Linked DNA regions of Homo sapiens: region 2 is linked to region 1. The links are chromatin loops, found by intact Hi-C in ENCODE. Cell type or tissue: OCI-LY7. All regions are shown on one strand. Each heading gives the region's core, and the rest is flanking DNA. Links, peaks and the distances in the headings are about the cores only.

Evidence for each region. A loop is a pair of places that touch in the nucleus more often than their neighbours do. Peaks named below come from ENCODE experiments on the same cell type or tissue, not always from the same donor. Only the 100,000 strongest peaks of a DNase experiment are listed, where the experiment ranks them.
Region 2: a loop joins it to region 1, with 2.9 times the contacts of the local background. A loop is called at or near these places in 90 of 110 quality-filtered maps.

The regions. Positions count from the first base shown.
Region 1 is chr1:151,591,390-151,596,764 of GRCh38, forward strand. No RefSeq gene overlaps it. Among named protein-coding and RNA genes, the nearest start is that of SNX27, 18 kb to the right of the region's middle. RefSeq lists enhancers at 2,873-3,373, 3,374-3,874 and a cis regulatory region at 4,853-5,375. In OCI-LY7, for the core only: CTCF peaks have their summits at 2,929 (motif pointing right) and 3,135; a DNase peak (open chromatin) is centred at 2,972.
Region 2 is chr1:151,718,662-151,724,036 of GRCh38, forward strand. RIIAD1 (regulatory subunit of type II PKA R-subunit domain containing 1) reads left to right here and starts at 2,861. Exons shown (of 5, transcript NM_001144956.3): 1 at 2,861-2,959; 2 at 3,425-3,501. The coding sequence starts at 2,876. RefSeq lists a silencer at 2,746-2,815. In OCI-LY7, for the core only: a CTCF peak has its summit at 3,149; a DNase peak (open chromatin) is centred at 2,840; H3K4me3 peaks cover 1,369 bases.

The sequences.
Region 1 (5,375 bases), core at 57-5,056:
TCTCTAATTCCACAGTGCCTAGCCCTAATAGTGCCACAAAGTAGATGGTTAATACGTGCTTACTGATTTAGAACAAGTTTATTCAATCAAGCCATCCTGGGCCGCGTCAGGATGGCTTTGAATGTGGCCCAATGCAAATTTGTAAACTTTCTTAAAACATTGAGATTCTTTTGCAGTTTTTTTTAAGCTCATTGTCTATTGTTAGTGTTAGTGTATTTTATGTGTAGTCCAAGATAATTCTTCTTCTTCCATTGTGGCCCAGGGAAGTCAAAAGATTGAACAGCCCTGATTTAGAAGAAACCTGTATTTTTTTCATCATAAAGAGGCATTTCTGTTTGTTTTTTTTTTTAAATTATTGTTTTCATTTTCTTTCTTAGTTGGCCCTAGGGAATGAGGAAGAGACAGATTCTGGGACCAATATCCTCCTTACGGGAGAGTCAAATGCCAGCTATTATCATTGCCATCAGCAATAAATAATCTTATTCATGCATTCATTCACTTGTTCTTGTATTCAGTCATTCAACAATAGGGGAATAGTGTAGCATAGAGTTTAAGGAGTTAGCATGGGCTTTGGATCTTGCTCATAATCTTAGATATGTTACTGGCCATACTAGTTTGGAAAAGTTATTTAAGCTCTCTAAGCCTTAATTTCCTAATCTATAAAACCAAAATAATAATGCCTATCTAATAAGAACATTTACCAAGTGCTTACATGCACTGTCATTTAATCCCCATTTTACAGATGAGGGATTGAGACATAGTAAGTCACTTGTCCAAGGATGCACAGGTAGAAAGTGTCAAACCAGTTCTAGGTCATAGGTGATTCGATTCCAGAGCACTTGTGCTTAGTGCCATGCCTGACAATCTCATGGGTGTGGCAGTGGCCAGCACAAAGCCATATGAGGGGATCCTATGTGGCACGTTTGGCATGTAGCACATGCTAAATATGTTAATAATTGTCAATAAGTATTTTTTGGCCCAGCACAGTGGCTCATGCCTATAATCCCAACATTTTGGGAGGCCGAGGCGGGCATTTTACCTGAGGTCAGGAGTTCAAGACCAGCCTGGCCAACATGGTGAAACCCCATCTCTTCCAAAAATACAAAAATTAGCTGGGTGTGGTGGCATGTGCCTGTAATCCCAGTTACTCAGGAGGCTAAGGCAGGAGAATTGCTTGAACCTGGGAGGCAGAGGTTGCAGTGAACTGAGATCACGCCATCGCACTCCAGCCTGGGCAACAAGAGTGAAACTCCATCTCAAAAACAAATAATAAATAAATAATAACTAAATAAATAATTTTTTTTAGCATTCAATGTCAGAGAAGATATAGGGCATGGCTTTGAGGATGTGAAGAGGAAAAGATACACAGACTCTGCTCTCAAGTTGCCACCAGTCTAGTAGTGCCACCAGACACTGGTGTAAACCAAAAATAAAAATCTAAGCCTCCCCAACTATCTGAATGGACCCGTCTTCTCAGCCAAGGGCATTCCAAAGTTAACCTGAAAAACTAGTTCAGGTCCTGATTAGAAGCAGGAGCTGGACATACCTCATCATAACCCTCATCCCTTTTGGAATTACTGATGGAACAGACTCTTTAAGTCTGATAAGAAACATTTACAATCTATTGTTTCTGAAGCCTGCTACCTGGAGGCTTCATCTGTATGATAGAAGGTTGGTCTCACAATCCCTTATCTTGACTCAGATATTCCTTTCTATTGATTCTAATTCTATTGATTCCTGACATAGCACTCAGGAGATCCTGAGAACATGTGCCCAAGGTGGTCAGGCCACAACTTGGTTTTACACATTTTAGGGAGACATAAGGCATCAATCAGTACATGTAAGGATGTACATCGGTTTAGTAAAGAAAGGTGGGACAACTGGAAGGGGGTTGGGGGAGCTTCCAGGTCATAGGTAGATTCAAAGCTTTTCTGACTGGCAATTGGTTGAAAGAGTTAAGTTACTGTCTAAAGACTTGGAATCAGCTGGGTGCTTACATGTACTGATTGATGCCTTATGTCTCCCTAAAATGTGTAAAACCAAGTTGTGGCCTGACCACTTTGGGCACATGTTCTCAGGATCTCCTGAGTGCTATGTCACAGGCCATTGGTCCCTCATATTTGACTCAGAATAAATCTCTTCAAATATTCTATAGTTTGTCTCTTTTCATTGACACTTGTATGCCAAGAGGCAGACAATCATAAACTACCACTGCTAAAAGAAACCTTAGAAAGCATCCGATCCAACTCCCTCATTTGACAGATGAGTAAACCGAGGCCCAATGGCGGGGGTGGGGGAGTGAATTACTTTAGGTTGAAATTTGGACAAAAATCTAGATCTACACTGGAGTGCAGTGTCCTTGACCTAAGGAAAGTTCAAAAAGCGGCAGAGAGATGGTCCCTATCCGAGGCCTGCGTGCACTTACAAAGTAGCTTCCTGGGGAAGCAGAAGCGGTTTGGGGAGGGGGCGGGCCAGGGGAGTGGCTGACGGGGAGAGCTCAGCCTTTAGCCAGACCCTCCGGGATCCCCTGGGATCACTTGGCTCACTCGAGTACACAACCCTTTTGCATCTTGTGTACTTCTAAATTTCAAATGGTGACTTCCTCTCCCTTCCCTGTCTTTTAATAAGGGTGTGGGGTAGCGGGGAGATTCTATTCCTGTCTACTTCTCTAACTGTTGCAGGTTCTTAGCTGAAGGACCCAATCTCTCTGATCCTCAGGCTCCTTCAAAACAAAACAAAACAAAACAAAACAAAACAAAACAAAACAAAACGAGAAACCAGAAAAGTAGGGGATGGACTAAGTTCCCTTTTAGCTCTAAAATTCCATGGGTCTTCGGAGGGGAAGACAATGCTTTCAGAGCACGTTTAGCCGGTGAACCTGAAAACGAGGATTTTTTTCATTTGCGAAGTGGAGGTACTCCTGCGCGCCCAGGATGCAGCCACTAGAGGGCAGCAAGTCTTCCAGCACCTGTGCAGGTGGCCGCCGCCGGGCCCCACAGGAAGACAAGCAAGTTGTCTCTTCAGACCTGCCTGGGTCTCTGTAGTTTTCATGTTGTAAATCCTAAACTCAGTTCTTTAGCAAAGAGCAGCCAGCCAAATTAGGATGAGATGAGGGAGCCATTTTGTAAATTAGGCCTAGCACCAGAAGGATAAAAAAAGAGGCCTAAAAAGATACTGGATTCTAGGAAAGCAAATATTTTATGAAAAATTGAAAATGTGTCCGTGTCCTAGTTTAGTCTGCCTTACAGCTCACATCATCAGAGGCAGAGTTTTGAGAAGAACTGGGAGCATTTTAGGCCGGCTGCAGTGGCTCACACCTGTAATCCCAGCACTTTGGGAGGCCGAGGTGGGCGGATCACTTGAGGTCAGGAGTTCAAGACCAGCTTGGGCAACATGGCAAAACCCTGTCTCTACTAAAAATACAAAAAAATTAGCCGGGCATGATGGTGCATGCCTGTAGTCCCAGCTACTTGGGGGGCTGAGGTGGGAGGATCGCTTGAGTCCAGGAGGTTGAGGCTGCAGTGGGCTGAGATCGTGCCACAGCACTCCAGCCTGAGTGACAAAGTTAAACCTTGTCTCAAAACAAACAAACAAACAGACAGACAAAAACAAAAAACAAAAAACAAAACCCAAAAAACAGAAAAGAACTGGGAGCATTTTAAGACTGGTAAAAATTTTGGTAGACTGAAAGGTGATTGAAAAAAAACTAATTTGTAAGGCTCATGTGTTAGACCAGCTTTTCCTAGAGTTCCTTGGGAAGTTTCAGTTCATTTTGCTCATGCTTGTTTGTTTGTTTGTTTGTTTATCTTTGAGACAGAATCTCACTGTGTTGCCCAGACTGGAGTGCAGTGGCGCGATCTTGGCTCACTGCAACCTCCGCCTCCTGGGTTTAAGTGATTCTCCTGCCTCAGCCTCCTGGGTAGCTGGGATTACAGGCACGTGCCACCATGCCTGGCTAATTTTTGTATTTTTAGTAGAGATGGGGTTTCACCACGTTGGTCAGGCTGGTCTCCAACTCCTGACCTCATGATCCACCCACCTCAGCCTCCCAAAGTGCTGAGATTACAGGCATGAGCCACCGCGCCCGGCCTGCTCATGTTTAATAAGCCCTTACTCAGGAAGAATTGGTTCTGGAAGTTTCCAGAAAGTCCACCAAACCATACACTTATTTTTTTTTTTTCTGGAGAGGATGAAATAACCAGAATTATTACATATCCACTGAATAAAAGAGCACCAACCTGGGCTCCTTAAGGGGATAAAAGGAAGGACAGGACAGGTACGGTGGCTCACACCTATAATCCCAGCACTTTCGGAGGCTGAGGCAGATCACTTGAGGTCAGGAGTTCGAGATCAGCCTGGCCAAAATGGCAAAACCTCATCTCTACTAAAAATACAAGAATTAGCCGGGCGTGGTGGTGCATGCCTGAATCCCAGCTACTTGGGAGGCTGAGGCAGGAGAATCGCTTGAACCTGGGAGACGGAGTTTGCAGTGAGCCGAGATGGCACCACTGCACTCCAGCCTGGATGACAGAGGGAGACTCTGTCTCAAAAAAAAAAAAAAAAGGTAGGACAGGAAGCTCAGTGAGGGTGGCAAGGAGGGCTGGGTGCTGGCCTGGCTCATCCTACCATGATGAGGTCAAGTGGCCCCTTCACCTCTCTGAGTCTCGGTTCCCTCCTCTGTCAAATGGCAGGTTCTTCAGAGCTCCAATCAGCAATAATGACATTTCAAATCAACGCAGCTTCCCAAAAGATTCCAGATGACCTGTCCAATGGCCTTTCCAAATGTAGAAGGCCTGGATCCCTTGAGAAGACAGTTCTCACTAGCAGATTATAATCTTGTAGAAGATCTAGAACACTCATGGAACAAAGAGTTAAGGATATCATCTTCATCTAGAAAAATAGTGTTGCTTACTCAGCAGCAATAGGACTAGAACTTCAATTTGTTTTTGCCTTCCTTCTCCCTGGGCCACGGAGGGGTCATGGTCGGGATTAAGCTGCCTGTGGCTTTACTCGTTCAGTCTCATTTCTGGACCTCTGCTACCTTGCCAGTTGTTTCTGAGACACACCATGTCCTTCTTCACCTCTCTGCCTTTCCATGTGTGCTTCCTTCGGCCTGAAATTCTTTTCCCTGCCTTATCCTTCTGAGAAGCTCCTAGTCATCCTTCAAAACCCCACTCAAATGACATCTGTTTGGTGAAGTCTTCTCTGACTCCCCAGAGAATCCCCAGACAGAGTTAATCATCCCTTATCAGGGCTCCCACAGCAGCTGGCACAAAACTTATCACAATGTACACTACTTGTTTGTTTTCATGTCTGCCTCTCCCCCAGGCCTGAGAATTCCTAAGGGAAGGGGTTGATTATTCATCTTCATGTCT
Region 2 (5,375 bases), core at 301-5,300, 130 kb after region 1:
CATGGATGCCCGGGTCCCCCAAGTAGGGTCCCCTAAGATGGGGTGGCAGTGGGGGGAGGTGCTAGAGGACTCAGTGGTGGGTGCTCAGAAGAAGCGAATGACGGCAGAGCCAGGGAATCAAGAAGGGCACACACATCTTGAAAGTAACTTTCCACTCACCTACCCCACCCCCACTGCTCCTTTCCTTGCCTTCTAATCTGATCTTGGTATTTATGGAGATGCTAAACAGATCATGTCCTCTGAGGATGGAGAAGGGGAAGACCCTATGGCCCTGTTGATCTCATTACTCTATGTCTTCTCAGCAGATCTGCCGCCCTGCTGCTCATTCAGGCTTGGGGCTAATCATATTAATTGAAATATTAAACATTCACAAAAATGAATTAAAATGAACTCCCCTCACTCCTCCTCCCAGTCAGTAATTGGGGAGACAGCTGCAGACAGCAAAATGCGTCCAGTCCTTTGCTTAGTTTGTGGTCCCCAAAGGTGTCAGTCTGAGAGAAGAGGCAGGGTTTAGAGGAGAAGAGTTGTACCACTCATCAGACTCTCCTTGCTGAGTGACGGTGAACACATCTCTGGTGTTCTTTCAGGCCATGGGATGGGAGTCCTGTGAGGTAAAGGCAGGGGAGCCCTGAGACTCAGATGCCTATTCTGGAAAGTTTCTCTCTAGGAGAGAGAGAGGCTTCCAGGATACTTTCTCTGCCCACCACCCCCAAGCTCACCCTCTTTTTTATTCCTCTGCAGTCAAAGCTAGGCTGCCCTACATAAAAAGATTATTGAATTTATAAAGGGAGAGCTCTGATCCTGGCTTTAGATTCTTAGGAAATGAGAAATGCTGGATAATTGGGATATTTTTCAGAAAGGGCAAAATGTGGTGGTATGTGTGGGCAGAGTGGCTAGTCATGAAGTACTTACTGGCTTCCCTGATTGAATACAGAGTGAAGACATCTGCAGCAGAATTTATGAGAGTGCACAAAGAATTGATTCTATAACCTTCCTGCCCTCAAGTGGCTTCCACCTCAAGTGGAAGGTAAGACAGGCCAACACAATACATAATAGTGAGTACTGAGACGCTGTTAAAAAAACAAAAAGTAGCCCCTCTCATACATGGGCATTTGGGTCATAGGATGTGATCAGTGAAGAAAGGCTTGATTGATTATCAAAGCACAAGAAGATCACAGATTGGCAGACGGAGGGTATCAATCATTTCCTACTTGGAGGTGGGGAGGTAGAGAACACTGTGCATGCCTGTGTGTGTTTGAGTGTGTAGGTTTGCTGGTCCAGGCTCTGGCATTGTCTAATATAATACAAGCCACATATATGGTTTAAAAATGTCTAGTAGCCATATATAAAAGCAAAAAGAAACAAGAGAAATTACTTTTAATAATAAATGTTATTTAACCTGATATATCCAAAATACTATTTCAACATGTAAATCAATTACATGTTATTAATGAGATTTTTTTCATACCAAGCCTTCAAAATCCTGTGTGTATTTTATATTTGCTGCACATTTAACACCTACAGCCACTTTTCAAGTGTTCAAGAGCCACAGGTGGCTTGTGGTGACTGTACTGGCTGGCACAGCTCTGGAGGTGCCACCACCAGCTTCTCTGGAGGGAGTATGGGGAGAAAAGACAGATCTTGGCCAAGAGGAACCATTATCTCTGGTTAACCTCTTGCTCCTGCCGGGAAAAAAAAAATCACTTCTGACAGATGGCAGCTTATCTCTCTCTCACTCTATTAACTCTCTCTCTTAAAAAAAGACAATCAACCAAAATGATCACTAACCAAGATGGGGTTCCTGGGAAGTGGCTTGTAGCCCACTACCTAATTTACTTCTTGTGGTTTTCCCTGGCTTGGGAACTGCCAACACTTTCACTTCTTTTCCTCAGTCTTTGCTGGAAAGGACAGAAGCAGACCAATGATAACCCCTCCACGGCCAGGGCCTAATGCTGAGCTTGTTTCTCATGGTATTTTCTTGCTCCTTAGGGCAGTTGTTCACAAATCTGAAAAGACAGCCTCCCTTTTTTCTCCTGCTTCTCAGAAGGCCTCTGCTGAGCACGATCTCTGTGGGGGTAGGAGCTCGGCATGTGTGTATTGACAGACAGGCTCATGCCCTTTCTCGTGGCTATTTTCAGCTCTCTGGCTTTATGTTTCACTTTCTCTTCTTAATTAGATACTAGAAGAACAAATCTTGAAGACCAAATTCCCTTTCTCCTCCCGTATTCAGTTGGGAGTGGAATAAAATAATTTAGAATTTATGAGGAGCCCAGGGTGAAGAGAAAGTTAATCTACACAAAAAAGTCAGTCCAAGAGGGGGAAATTCTGGCAGAATGTCCCCCAGGTCCTTTCCAGCATCTTTAGTCGGACAGAACGTTCCTTCCTTTGCAGAACTCAGCTCACTCTATGTTCTGGGGTGCTTCCACGTTGTTTGAAGAATCCACGGCTCCAGTGTCGAATGTGTACCGGACAGAGGGACGGGTTGGCTTCTGGGACAGTGGAAAGGGAAGAAGCTTGGGTTCTCTTTCCCCAGTACTAGGCTTCCTCTAGCTTCTGTCCAAGTGAGGGAGTCTGGAAGCAGATTCGGGGAGACCTTTTTTCCTGTTTTACTCTAGAGCTAACAAAAAAACCCTGAAGTTGGGTGGGGTCAAAAAGGGCTCATTCCACATACAATTAAGTCCAGAAATCAGTCCCCCAATCCGGGAAAGGCGATCCTTTAGAGACCCACCCCCCAAGCCCCCGCCCCGGAGCTCACCCCTCAGTTCCCTCAGCCCCTAGCCCCTGCTTCGCTGAAGGGGCCGGGCTTGGGGGCAGGGCGGGGCCGGGGGCGGGGCCTCGCCGGCTCGCGGCCGGTCGCCTTGACGACCGCAGCAAGATGGAGACGCTGCCAGGCTTGCTGCAGCGGCCCGACCCCGGGGCGCTTAGCGCAGCGCAGCTGGAGCAGCTGCGAAAATTCAAGGTGGGTGCGCCCGCGCCCCCATCCAGCGTCCACCAAAGTGTAGCTGCCCCAGGACTGGGGCCCCAGACTGGGAAGAGAGCCGCCGAGAGAAGGGGAGCGGGAGCCTGTTCCCTGATAAAGTGGGGAGGGCGCAGGGGAGACCCCCGGCGGACCTCTAGGCGTCTGATCCCAGCACAGAGCGCGACGGGCATCTGAGAGTGCAGGAAGAACTAACTCAGGGACTCGGCCAGAGAAATGGGCCGAAATTACTGCCAGACACATCCGACCTTAGTAAAGGCCCCTCATCCTGAACAAGCGGCAGAATGATATTTTATCTGTAAGAAGATGGGTGGCTTAAACTTTCAAGCATCCTGGGGAAAGACTTGGGTTAAATGCGCACGCCGTTTCCCGCAGCCCTTCACATCTCCAGGGCTGAACCCTGAATCTGTCTCCTAATGGAAGTGACCCTTTGTTCTTGCCCCCCAGATTCAGACTCGGATTGCTAACGAAAAGTACCTAAGGACCCACAAAGAAGTAGAGTGGCTCATAAGTGGTTTCTTCAGGTAGGTGGTTTTCCAGGCTCTGGGATTTGTGGCACGCAGGGTTTTCTTCGTTATCTCTAGAGGTTTCCTTCAGTTATCTCTAAATTCTTAAAAATATGTCTATTCATTTACTTTAACCATAAGGATAAATACATACCTTATGACACTTGGAAGAGGGAATTTGGCGTTGCGAAACCCAACAGCCATCCACTGGGTGTAGAACACTATTCTCAACCATAGGAGCTTAACAAAATCACTAGTTGAACTTAAAACAAAAATCAGTTGTCTGGTTGGCCCTTCCCTACTTGAAAACATTACTGTAGAAAAATTCCAAGGGTTGGAAGCCACTCTTTTCTTGGGGAAGAGAAGACAATTTACCAGCGTATCCTGGAATATGTTCTTTCCTTCCCCCACCCTCCTTTCAGCCTGGCATTTGCTTGAATGGAAACATATCCTAATGGGATGAAGAAGGAGAATTAAAAAAATAAATCACGGAGCATCAGTGGATGAAAACAATAGAGCTATCTCAAATGCTGTTTGGTTATAGACAAATAGACAAGGTTTAAATAATTATAATGGCACCCATCTCCAGGCATTGTGCTGTTCCCCTACATTAGCACTTACCACACTGTATTGTAATTGAGCTGTCAATCTTCTGTTACTGGTCCAAAGCTCCGAGCTTGTGGAGTGTGTTTGTGTTCTCAGTGCCCACGCAGTGTGTGGCATCTTGGAACACTTTTGCTGATCCTCCCAGCACCTCCACAAAAGACAGGTGATTGTCATTTTTATTTTATAAGTGAGAAAATTTAAGCTTAGAAAGGTGAAGTACCTTCCCAAAGTTGCTGAACCAGGATTCAAACCCCTGGTTTTCCCACTGTATTGTGCTGTAAGCAGTCGGTCCCCATTTCCCCTCTGGACTGTGTGCTTATAGCCAGAGGTGGGCCCTCCCTTGTCTTCTCAAAAGTTGGCGAGGTCAGGCAAGGTGGCTCATGCCTGTAATCCCAGCACTTTGGGAGGCCGAGGCGGGTGGATCACCTGAGGTCGGGAGTTCGAGACCAGCCTGACCAACATGGTGAAACCCCGTCTCTACTAAAAATACAAAATTAGCCAGGCGTGGTGGCACATGCCTGTAATCCCAGCTACTTGAGAGGCTGAGGCAGGAGAATCGCTTGAACCCAGGAGGCAAAGGTTGCAGTGAGCTGGGATTGCTCCATTGCACTCTAGCCTGGGCAACAAGAGCAAAACTCCATCGCAAACAAACAAAAAAAAGTTGGCCAGGCAGATGCGTTGGCTCACGCCTGTGATCCCAGCACTTTGGGAGGCTGAGAGGGGTGGATCACTTGAGGCCAGGAGTTCGAGACCTGCCTGGCCAACATGAGGAAACCCTGTCTCTACTAAAAATACAAAAATTAGTCAGGCGTGGTGGCACGTGCCTGTAATCCCAGCTACCTGGGAGACTGAGGCAGGAGAATCGCTTAAACCTGGGAGGCAGAGGTTGCAGTGAGCCGAGATTGCGCCACTGCACTCCAGCCTGGGCGACAGAGCAAGATTCTATCTCATGAAATAAAAATTAAAAAAACTCACTATTCATATTATAGACGTTTCTCCAAGTGGCAACAAATTCTCAGAGGGCAGATAGGGGAAGGAAACAGAGAAAACTGAAACCTATCCAGTTATGAAGGTTGGCCAGGGATAAGCCTTGGGCAAAAGAGAGTTTAGGGATCCTCTGTCAATATCAGACCTGAGGATCAGGCCGTCACCTTTTGCAACTTTTCTTCTAAAGGGAAATAAGATGATATCGTTCCTATCCTGGGGAGCTTGCTCTCCAAGTTAGTAGTAGTTCCAGCAGAGAGATTGGGGATAGAAGTTAAAAGCTGAAACTAAATCAACATTTG